Linked DNA regions of Mus musculus: region 1 is linked to region 2. The links are chromatin loops, found by intact Hi-C in ENCODE. Cell type or tissue: left cerebral cortex. All regions are shown on one strand.

Region 1 (5,000 bases), 160 kb before region 2:
TTGGAGTTAGAAGGCACTTCTGAAAGGGTGGCAGACCTGTAAGAGGTGAGGATGGCATCTCCAGGCTTCTGGAGCAGAGAGTCCCAGGAAGCAAGAAAGGCCAGGGCAATGGGCTTGCTGCATTTCTTAGGAACAGAGGTCAGGTTGGGGATGGCATTGTCAATTCAGGAAGTGACAGATTTCTACTCTAGAGAAACTGTAGAGATGTCACTAGATAGGTACAAGTTGAAAAGTGACTCCACCTGACTGTCACTTAGCAGCAGCCAACCAGAGTATGAAAGACGGACTAGGCAGGGGCAGAGTCAAGGGAACCTGGCCAGACAGGGGTGGGTGTGCATGGTAGCTTTGACTGCAGTGGCTGTCACAGCAGGGATGAGAAGTGGTTATGGTCATGTCTGAAAGATTTGGCCTGGAGGAATTGCTTATGGTAGGACAGAAAGAGTCAACTCTCGGACTCCACAATTTAGCTTGAGCAATGGGGAAAATTAGAATTGTTCTGTACAGAGATAGGGCAGTTGCACTTAGCTGTGTGGCACCCATAGGTCATCTAGATTTAGGCACTAAATGGGCCATCAGATAGGTAAGTCTGGAGGATACTTGGGAGACATGGGCCAGGCATGTAAATCTGAGATTTACTAGCACAGAGAAGATGCTGAAAGTCACATAAATAAGTGACATGATCAAGGGAGAACTGGGTTTTGTGCCATTCCAGTGTTTGATGCTCTAGTTGCAGGGGATGTGAGGAGTGGAGAGGTAGGACGCAAGATGAATGGGAAGCTGGAGGGAGGAAGATGCTGTGAGCATTTGTTTCTTCTTCCTTTGTTTTCTTTATTGGGATCTGTACCCGAGGCTACTCCCTGTGTGGTTATTTCCTCCTATCAATATTTTCCTATCGCTATCCCGTTTTCCTTCTCCCCCATTTCATTAACTCTAGTTAGAGTCTTAGTATTAAACTCAGTTTGTGGTACTAACAGTTGGATCTTAGCGGTGGAGCCATTCATCCATTGCAAGAGCACTGGTCTCTCTGCTTGCTCGCACCAGAGGTTGCTTCTCTGGGAGGAGGTCTTGTGAACAGAGAGCAGAGGAGGGATGCTTAGCTTAGTTTATCGATGAGCTAGCCTGGAATAGGATGCAAGTCCTAGATGGGCTAGCCTGGAATAGGATGCAAGTCCCTCAACAGATGAGGGAATTCTAGCAACGAAGCTGAATGACGGATGTATCTACTTGTGCACTTGGCCTAGGAGGTGGGTGGTGTATAGATTCACAAGCAGGATCAAATGGCTTGGCTGGCTGGTTGGAGCCCTGCAAGGAGAAAGCTGGACCCACCGTAAACAAGCAGGAACAGGGAAATGCTACTGGCCTTAGAAACTGGAGGCATCTGCCATTCATGATGGATGAAACACGTGAGAAGAGAGTCTGGCTTATCCAGAGGAGCCAGCCAACCTCATCTCTGGCCACTGCAGAGCTGGATGCTACTTCTACAGGTAGGGCGGACATGTGTCATCGAAGGTATATGTGGGACACTATCTAGGATAATGTACTGTGGGTGTCTACTCAGGACCGGCACTGACACAGTTCCATGGCTTCTGCAGGTTACTTGAAGCAGGTGGGTCATGCTGAAACCGCGCCATTGTTCAATACATTTTACTGGATGCTCATACCCCGCCCTCCCCATAGGCGCCCTTCTTGGAATCACTCACCTCCTGTACATACATGCTTTGCAGCTCTATCTGGAAAACCTGACCTAAGATAGGCAAAAAGAGGCATGATGAGGAGAAGAGAAATTAGGAAAGAACCATCCAATGTGATGTCACCTAAACACAAACCTCCTCCCAGTGCTCTGTCTCCATTGGTCTCGCCACATCTGCCTTCCATTTTTAATTGTATTGATGCTTAAGAATATCCACCAGGTGGCGAACTTGTCTCAAGTTTGCTGTGCAACTTGTGACTCCCGTTTAGACTTATTTATTTATTTAGCCATTACTGAAATGAAATGATGGGTTTGAGCCAACAGTGAAATGCATTTATGGTACTTCTTAGTGGCCTAAGCTTTCCCCACACAGACCTAAGGGTGTTCTACAGAATTGCATTCTTCTGAGGCTGTTACTGTGAGGAACAGTTTAAGGGAAAAGAAAAACGTGGAGACAACAGTAACATTCTCACATGGTCATGTCTGCTAAACGCTGCCTCTTGACCAGTTTACTGCGATTGTCAGATCTCTTAAATTTTCAAGATTGTGTGTGTGTTTAATTCCTGGAATTATTGATTGCAAGATAACTACAGACTAAGAAAATAATTTTATCTAGTAAATGCTTTATTCTTTCACACATTCATTTTTTTACACACCAGGTAAAGGGTTCTTTTCATATGCAGAGCTAATCTTGCTGATTACCGAGAGGGCTTTATATAGGTCATAGAATGTAGGTTAATAGAGTTTACTCTATGGAGTGTTCCCCGTTGCAGCACTGAACAGCCGGAATGTGGCCCCAATTCAGCAGTCAGCCAGACCTGCTTCAGCAATGTGCACCAGGAGTACCTACTGCCTCTGCGTTCCCAGTCTCTGTCCTCATTTCTTGCCCTGGTGTCCAGAGTATGGGCAGCCTGTTATGCAGAGTTCAATGCTCAGTCCAGATGGGAGCTCTTTAAAATAGTCCAGATCTAGTCTCCAGAGCAGAGGTTGGCAATGGGGTGGAGTCCTGTTTGCAGCTGCTAAGGTTTCCAGGCTAAGGAGTTCTAAACACATGCCAGCTGTACATCGATCATGGGAAATACTAATTTCAGATCATAACAAAGTGAAATAATTTACTCCTCCCCCAAAATTTCATTCAATAGTAGATCTGTCTTCCCCTCCAAAATTGTACTAAATTATTAGCATTTTTGTTTGTTTGTTTTTTGCCAATTAGAATTTGTGTGAATTAACTTTTGGTTTATTATATAAACACCTACACAGTATAGTTTATTTGATCCCTTGGCCCACAAAGCCTAAAATATTGCGATCTGGCCTTCATAGAAAGTTTGATGGCTCAGCTGTAGAGGAGTTTTAGAATTTTGCACTTTCCTGAAACCTCATGTGAAAAAGTGCATGGAATATGAACCATTTTGCTTTGATTTGAGAGCTGATGGTCTAAGGCCATGCCACTTTGAACAATTTTGATTTCACTTGAAAGGTGACAGTGACCACAAAATGTTAGGAACCACATGGATAAGGGTCTGTGCCCTGTAGTGAACTTGTATTCTTAGTAGCATCTGAAGGAATTGGGGGGTCAGTATTCCATCAATGATGATCATGATCGTCCATGATCCTGCCAGGAGCCAATGGCATGGCTAAAGTAAAAGTCTGAAGAAAGGTCTTGAGTCATTATCCTGGAGTGTGCGGTGTGGCAGTCATACAGGGGATATAGGCTGATGTTTTCTACTTCATATCACAACATCAGAACAAGAAGGTCCTTCTGCAGGCTCAGAGTCCTTAGCACTGAAAAGTCTGAGCTGGTGACATACTGATCCCTCTGAATTCAGCTTGGTGGACACTTCATTACAACCTAGTAAATAAGTGACTTTTTTAAAAAATATAAATTTGTAGCTTGATGAGGATAGACACAGAAGAAGAGATGTGACGGTTGGTATCTTTGTAGGGCCTACTTTGTTCTGTAGGAAAGTTCACAAGATGGGCTTAATGAGTCTTAGGAAGCAGACTCCGGTAAGTAGGAAATCTTCTGAGGAGCAACAGAGTATGACCCTTTAACAGGCCTGGTTAGCATTTTGGTTCAATTCAGTTAGAGGTTCTTGTGTGTGTGTGCGCGCGCGTGTGTGTGTGTGTGTGTGTGTGTGTGTGTGTGTGTGTTTCTCAGACCACACCCATGTGGTTATTCCAAAAAGGTGAGTGACAGTCATTGGCTCCAAATACACCTTTCACTTCTGGAGCTGGCTCAGGCACATCTTTAGTAAGAGCTGGTTAGAAAAAAAAGTTTGTCCTCCCCCCGCCCCCCACTGTTAAGAACTGGGGCAGAAATGGGGTCATTCACTGGAATGCAAGCTAGTGACTTGGATTTATATGAAGAAGTAGGTGTGAATTCTGGCTAATGTTTTGTAGACCTTAGTAGGGTGGTTTGGACAGTACAACATTGATGTGCTGGTTTCAGTTTAAGAAACTCTCCTGAGATTGCACAGAGTCAAAGCATTTGCAGAGAGGCACAGCCCAAAACTCTAATCCGAGTTCTGCTCCACAAAGCCCCTTCTAATCCTCTTCTACCCTGCTGTGAGTAGAAGCCCAGGGAAGGGCAACAGGAGCAAACTCTGCAGGAGACAGATTTAATTCAATCTAGCAAACACTAATCAAGCCCCTCTGGTGTGCTGGACACTGGGCAGGATCTGGCGATACAGATCCTGCTCAGTGATCAAGGAAGTCACCATGTACAGGCAGCAAAAGCATGTCACATAATGAAACAGATGAGGGTGGGGACAGGAGACTGAGGGATGACTTAAGTTACAAGAGGATGCTAAGAGAGAGAGAAGAGCAGGTGGGCATCCCAGGCAGAGGAAAAGATGCTAGCAAGAAGGCATCCAAGTACTGAAGAAACCTGAGAGGACATTGTCTTGAGGAAAAGATGGGAGGAAAAGGGCACAGTTATTGATTCGTTCGGCAAATATTAAATGCTGGAGATAGAATAGTAACAACAAATAAGTGAATTTCTACTTAAGCAGAACTCTCAGGGCAGGAGATTGAGTTAACTTAGAGTCCCCCAACCCCCCAAACAAACACAAAAACAAAACTCAGATGAAGCAATAGATATAGAATATGCTTTTGTTTTGCTGAGACTGCCGTGATAAAGTACCACAACTAGGTGGAGTAGATAACATAATTTATTGTCCTATGCTTCTGGAGGCTGGAAGTCCAAGGTCAGGGCTTGGGCAGGTTGGCTTATTACAAAGGCAGTGTAGGGGGGCCTTACTCTGTGCCTTCCTCCAACTTCTGGCATTTTGCTAGTAGCTTTTGGGTTCCT
Region 2 (5,000 bases):
CTGAGGTCACAAGACTCTTGTCTCATTTCCTTGGAGCTATCTCACAAGCCCTCTGAATTCTCCTCACATGACTCCGTCCCTGGACCTCGTTCCTACAGTTGGCTGTTTTGTAGTGAAACTAAACCCGGCTCTGGGGAGGATAATGGTCTATGAACATTAAGCTGCTGGTTCAATGAGAGGATGTTAGAAGATTTTTAGCTTTGTAACATCTTCGTCTGACAAACAAGCAAGCTTTTCTGCTTTAAGAATTGCGGTTTTGGTCCTCAGTGTGTGGCATGGAGGCAGAAAGCCTGCCTCGAATCACCCAGATTCCATTCTCAGAACTGTGAAAAAGGAAAGCAAGAGAAACGTTTTCTAGGATAATTGCATTTTTGCCAATTCTTGGATATGCTTAAATATTTTTGTTCTTTTGGTTTTACAGGACTCTACACAACAAAGTTCACTACAGAGCCTTACAACAACATAAATAACATTCTCAGACAGAAAGACTTTTGTGGGAGAGGCATAATTTCCTAGGATGCAGCTGGCCCTGGCAATGTGTGTTATAAGAGAGAAAGTGCTATTCTGATTCTAGTTCATTTGCTGTTTGGATCCCACAAAGTTGTTTAACTTAAATTTTTTAATTGATACACTAAAAATACATTTGTCCCTAGCACTGTGAAACAGTAAGAAGCTGTAAAAAGTAATAATATAGGAGCTATAGTTATGGCCCAGTGGGTAAATACTTGTCATGATACAAGAGGACCTGGTGTTGTATTTTCAACACACAATGGTAGTCATGTCTCTAGCCTCAGTCGAGGGTGCAGAGATAAGTGGATTCCTAGATTTCACCAATTCAGTGAAAAGACTTGTCTGTTAAAAAACAAAAGGGGGCTAGTGATTGAAGAAGTCATCCGTAATCTTTGGCCTTCATAGGCACATACATCTCTCTCTCTCTCTGTCTCTCTCTGTCTCTCTCTGTGTCTCTCTCTCTCTGTCTGTCTCTGTCTTACACACACACACACACACACACACACAGGAACGTGTATTACCCCTCAACACTAAAAAATATTGTGTAAGAATCAAGTGTTTATTTGATGGTTTCTAAAAGCATTCCATGAACATAGTTAGATGCATTCAATGAAAATGAAGTAACTTAGGGCTGTGGGTTACTCTGTTATTTAGAAGTTCAAAAGAACTAAAAATAAAATAAGAAGAAAAGAAAAGACAAAAAAAAAGAGAGACCCAAGTTTCAAGTTAAATATAAACATTAACTATGAATAGAAGATATGTAAGACCTGTCATGTATCAGGAGGCCTTTTCCCATTTATTATTGTCTGTATTTGGAGACCCCACAGCAAGTAAGCTCTCTGAACCCTGTCTAACGAGTCAAAGACCTCTACATGGAATGAGTTCTTTAGCGGAACTGCTTGGTAGACTCCGGAGTTTCCCAAGGAAGTGTTTCCTTATGATCTGTACATTGGTGAGTTTGGTGAGAAGGATTGAGTGTCCCCCTCCCCCCTGTTCTCTGCACTGTAAAGAAGTAAGGCATTATGAGAGTCTCTGGATGAGAGGAAATGCTGGGGACAGTTCAGTGTGAGACAGAAAAGGGACTGGAGGGAACTAAACAGTGTGCCTGGGCAGTTAGTTTATATGAAGGAGGGAGGGTAGGGCTAATTAGTTAATTTCCTAAGACTAGCTCAGATTTCACACAAGTTTATAAAAAGAAGAAAAAGGAGGAGGAAGGAGCTATTTGTGGTGGAGAAGTAGAGAAGAGGGCAGGCTCTGTTTAGGGAAAAAGAACATCTCTCATTATAGAGACCAGGAACAGGGAAGATGTGTTTCCTGTTAATGGTACTAATTGCTCAGATTTTTCCACTCACCCCTTAAGGCTCATGCTCTCCACTCACTCTGTAAGGCTCCATGACACTAGATACCAGAGAGAAGATCACTGCATCAGGGAGTCAGCAAAGGCTGCCTTTACTGCAGACTGGCTCATCTTAACCATCTGTGAGCCCTCACACACCTTTAAAAAGATTTGGGGGTGGGGTGGGCAGAAGATTTTTTGAATCTTGCTAGGATTTAGCTTGCCTGTTTCTTCTTTCTAAACTATTAGGTTCCTTTTACCCAGTCTACCTTCTTAGCCTGGGCCAATCACTGAACCATGGTACTAACCAAGGGTACTTTATGGTTGTCACACTTTACAGCAACTGTAGCCTTGGTCCAGGGCTTAAGTCACTAATCCTCCTCTTAATTTGGGCTGTACAGCAGTGGAAATATTTTGCAGTGATTTAAAAATGAATACCACATATCCACCTGTTTCAGAGAACAGATACTTGAGATTTTTAATCAGCAGGCTTTGTTCACAACAGACTCACAAGCCCTGGTGTACTGCAGTGGGCTTTGTTCCCAACAAACTCACCAGCTCTGGTGTACTGCTGAGCTGCTTGCTCTCTTGAATTAAAGTTTCCTGTATAGGCTGCAGGGTGAGTCATAGTGGAAGGAGGAGGAGAATATTCATAGCTGTTTGTCACTTTTCACAGCCCAGCACTGTCAAGTTCCTTCCTTAGGAGTGTTTGTGGTTTGGAGGCACCTTCCATTCAGGCAACACAAACAGACAACACAAGCAGGCAACACAAGCAGGCAACGCAAGCATCAGTTACTTTTGCATCACTGTGACCACGGCACCTGACAGAAGTATGTTGAAGGAGGACAGATTTATTCTGGATTGGGGTTTCAGAGGGTCTCGATCCATCCTGGTGGGGAGGGTGTGGCAACAGGAAGGCCTGGTGGAGGCTGTTTACACCCTGGGGGACCAAGAAGCAGGAATTAAAGGCCAGGCCTAACCTATAAGGGTCCACTCCAGTCCCCCACTTTTGTCAGCCACCCTTAGGCTCCTGAAGCCTCTGCAGCCTCCCCATATAGAGCTGGATGGGCAGAAGCGCTGAGACCATGAGCCTGTGGAGAATGTTCCAGATTCAAACTATAGCAGTAAGAGGAGAAGAGTTTCTGATGCTCGTGTCTATTGGGAAGGAAGACTCTAGAGTAGCTGATGCATTTGGTGAGCACACATTTGTGTGTGTGTCCAATACATCACCCATGAGAAATATGAAACACAAGAAGGCAATGTTTGTTTCCAGTGGCTCTTGAGTACCAAGAAAGAAACATATTTAACACCTGGACTGTTGTTAAATGATGTTGTAGAGAAAACCAGGATAGGCTTAGGAAGTAATGGCTGTGTTCACTGCTGTGCAAGGACAACATAGAAGTGCTCATCCTCTACAGGGTGGCAGACATATTCAAAATGGCGGCTTGCCCTAAAAAGGCTTTTAGGGTGTGAGTGCAAAAGATCATAAAATGATGGAATTCTGCTAGGCTCAGAAAAAACTAGAAAAGAATGGTGTCTTAGTTTGGGTTTCATTGCTGTGAAGAGACACTATAACCAATACAACTCTTATAAAAGCAAACATTTGATTGGGGCTGGCTTGCCGTTTTAAAGGTTCAGTTGATTATCATCATGGTGGGAAGCAGGCAGGCTTGGTGTTGGAGGATCCAAGAGTTCAACAGCTTGATTTAAAGGCAGCCATGGGGAGGGTCTCTCCTGCCCTTGGTGGAGCTTAAGCATTAGAACCTCAAAGCTCACCTGCATAGTGACATACTTCTAATAAGGTCACAAATCCTCTAATAATGCCACACCTTCTAATAGTGCCACTTCTCATGGGCCAACTGTATTCAAGCCACCACAAATGGATTTTAGAACATGGTCTTGATAGTAGAATAGGAGCTTGCTTGATAAACAAGGCTGGTAAGGCTGTTTCTGGGCTAAGGAGTAGCATTATTTAGGGTAGAAATTTTAAACTCCATCCAGGATGAGAAGGGGCCTTAGATATTCTTGAGTTGCTGAGGATTAAATTCTGTTTTTTTGGAGGGTACTTGGAGGTACAGTCAGGGTAAGATTAGGGTGGTAGAGTGGGAATAGAGCAAAGATCAGGGAAGATGAGGATCTGTGAGTGATGTGGTAGAAAATATATAAGCTAGACAGATTAGAACAAGCCACTGGGATGCTGAGAAATGGAACACAAACAATACAACATTCCTGAAATGAGTAGTGGAATAATGGAACCCTTACAGACATAGCATCCCTAATCCTAAATAGTGGCCACCAGAAGTGCTTCTAATATGAGCTTTTGGAATATGTGCATCCAACAGTGAGATATGATGGGTCTGGACACAAGTCTAAACAGGAGATTCATACACATCCCACACATACTTTACACACAGAGTTTAAAGGTGCACTTTTAATATACATGAAACAAAGGTTCCTTGTGTAGCATCTTCTACTGGCAGTGTCACATTAGTTTGAAAAGGTTTTGGATTTGGAGTTCAGATTTTGGGATGAGGGATGATAGTTGTGTAATAGGGAAAAAATGAAGTAGGAGAGAGTGAGTGGAGCTACTGAATGAGCTAGCAGGTTTTAACAATAGAGCCATTGTTACCGTGTAACTGTCTAGCGTGCTTTTAGATCTTCCAACTTTCAAACTACAAAGAGAATAATAGTACGAGGTCCTAGCCCCTTGGGTATTGATAAAGATGTCCTTGGCTACCTATACAGGAAAGACATAAACATGTGGGAAGCCGTATATAATTTGAGTCTTAAGTAGGATAGTAATGTCTCTCTGTGTAACAGTGTGGATTTTTTCAACAAAATCATTAACTTTCGTCCTTGTTTATTGTTAATTGCATTTGATTTGTATTGTCAAGGGGGGCAGAATTCAGCTTTAGAATATTCCCTTCCTTTTTTAGTTCAAGCATCTTAATTTATTATTCTCCATAGGAAAATGTGTTTTTTTCCTTTGGCTTCCTAGGCAAAAATCTCCTGCACTCTCTTCCCTGGTGCAGCTTTTGAAGGGCTTTACCGTGATACCTTGGTTCTCTAAAATTGCTACCACCTGCTGTTGTTGACAACTGCTTCCAGAGCCTCTGCTTATCTTTTTCAATTACTTATGGTATTTTCCTACAAG

Evidence for each region. A loop is a pair of places that touch in the nucleus more often than their neighbours do. Peaks named below come from ENCODE experiments on the same cell type or tissue, not always from the same donor. Only the 100,000 strongest peaks of a DNase experiment are listed, where the experiment ranks them.
Region 1: a loop joins it to region 2, with 2.4 times the contacts of the local background. A loop is called at or near these places in 8 of 42 quality-filtered maps.

The regions. Positions count from the first base shown.
Region 1 is chr4:8,364,670-8,369,669 of GRCm38, reverse strand. No RefSeq gene overlaps it. Among named protein-coding and RNA genes, the nearest start is that of Gm42252, 53 kb to the left of the region's middle. In left cerebral cortex, a CTCF peak has its summit at 1,902 (motif pointing right); DNase peaks (open chromatin) are centred at 1,926 and 2,489; H3K4me3 peaks cover 310 bases.
Region 2 is chr4:8,208,131-8,213,130 of GRCm38, reverse strand. All of the region lies in intron 3 of Car8 (carbonic anhydrase 8), which reads left to right. Among named protein-coding and RNA genes, the nearest start is that of Car8, 28 kb to the left of the region's middle. In left cerebral cortex, no CTCF peak of the experiment used is centred here; DNase peaks (open chromatin) are centred at 495, 2,002 and 2,443.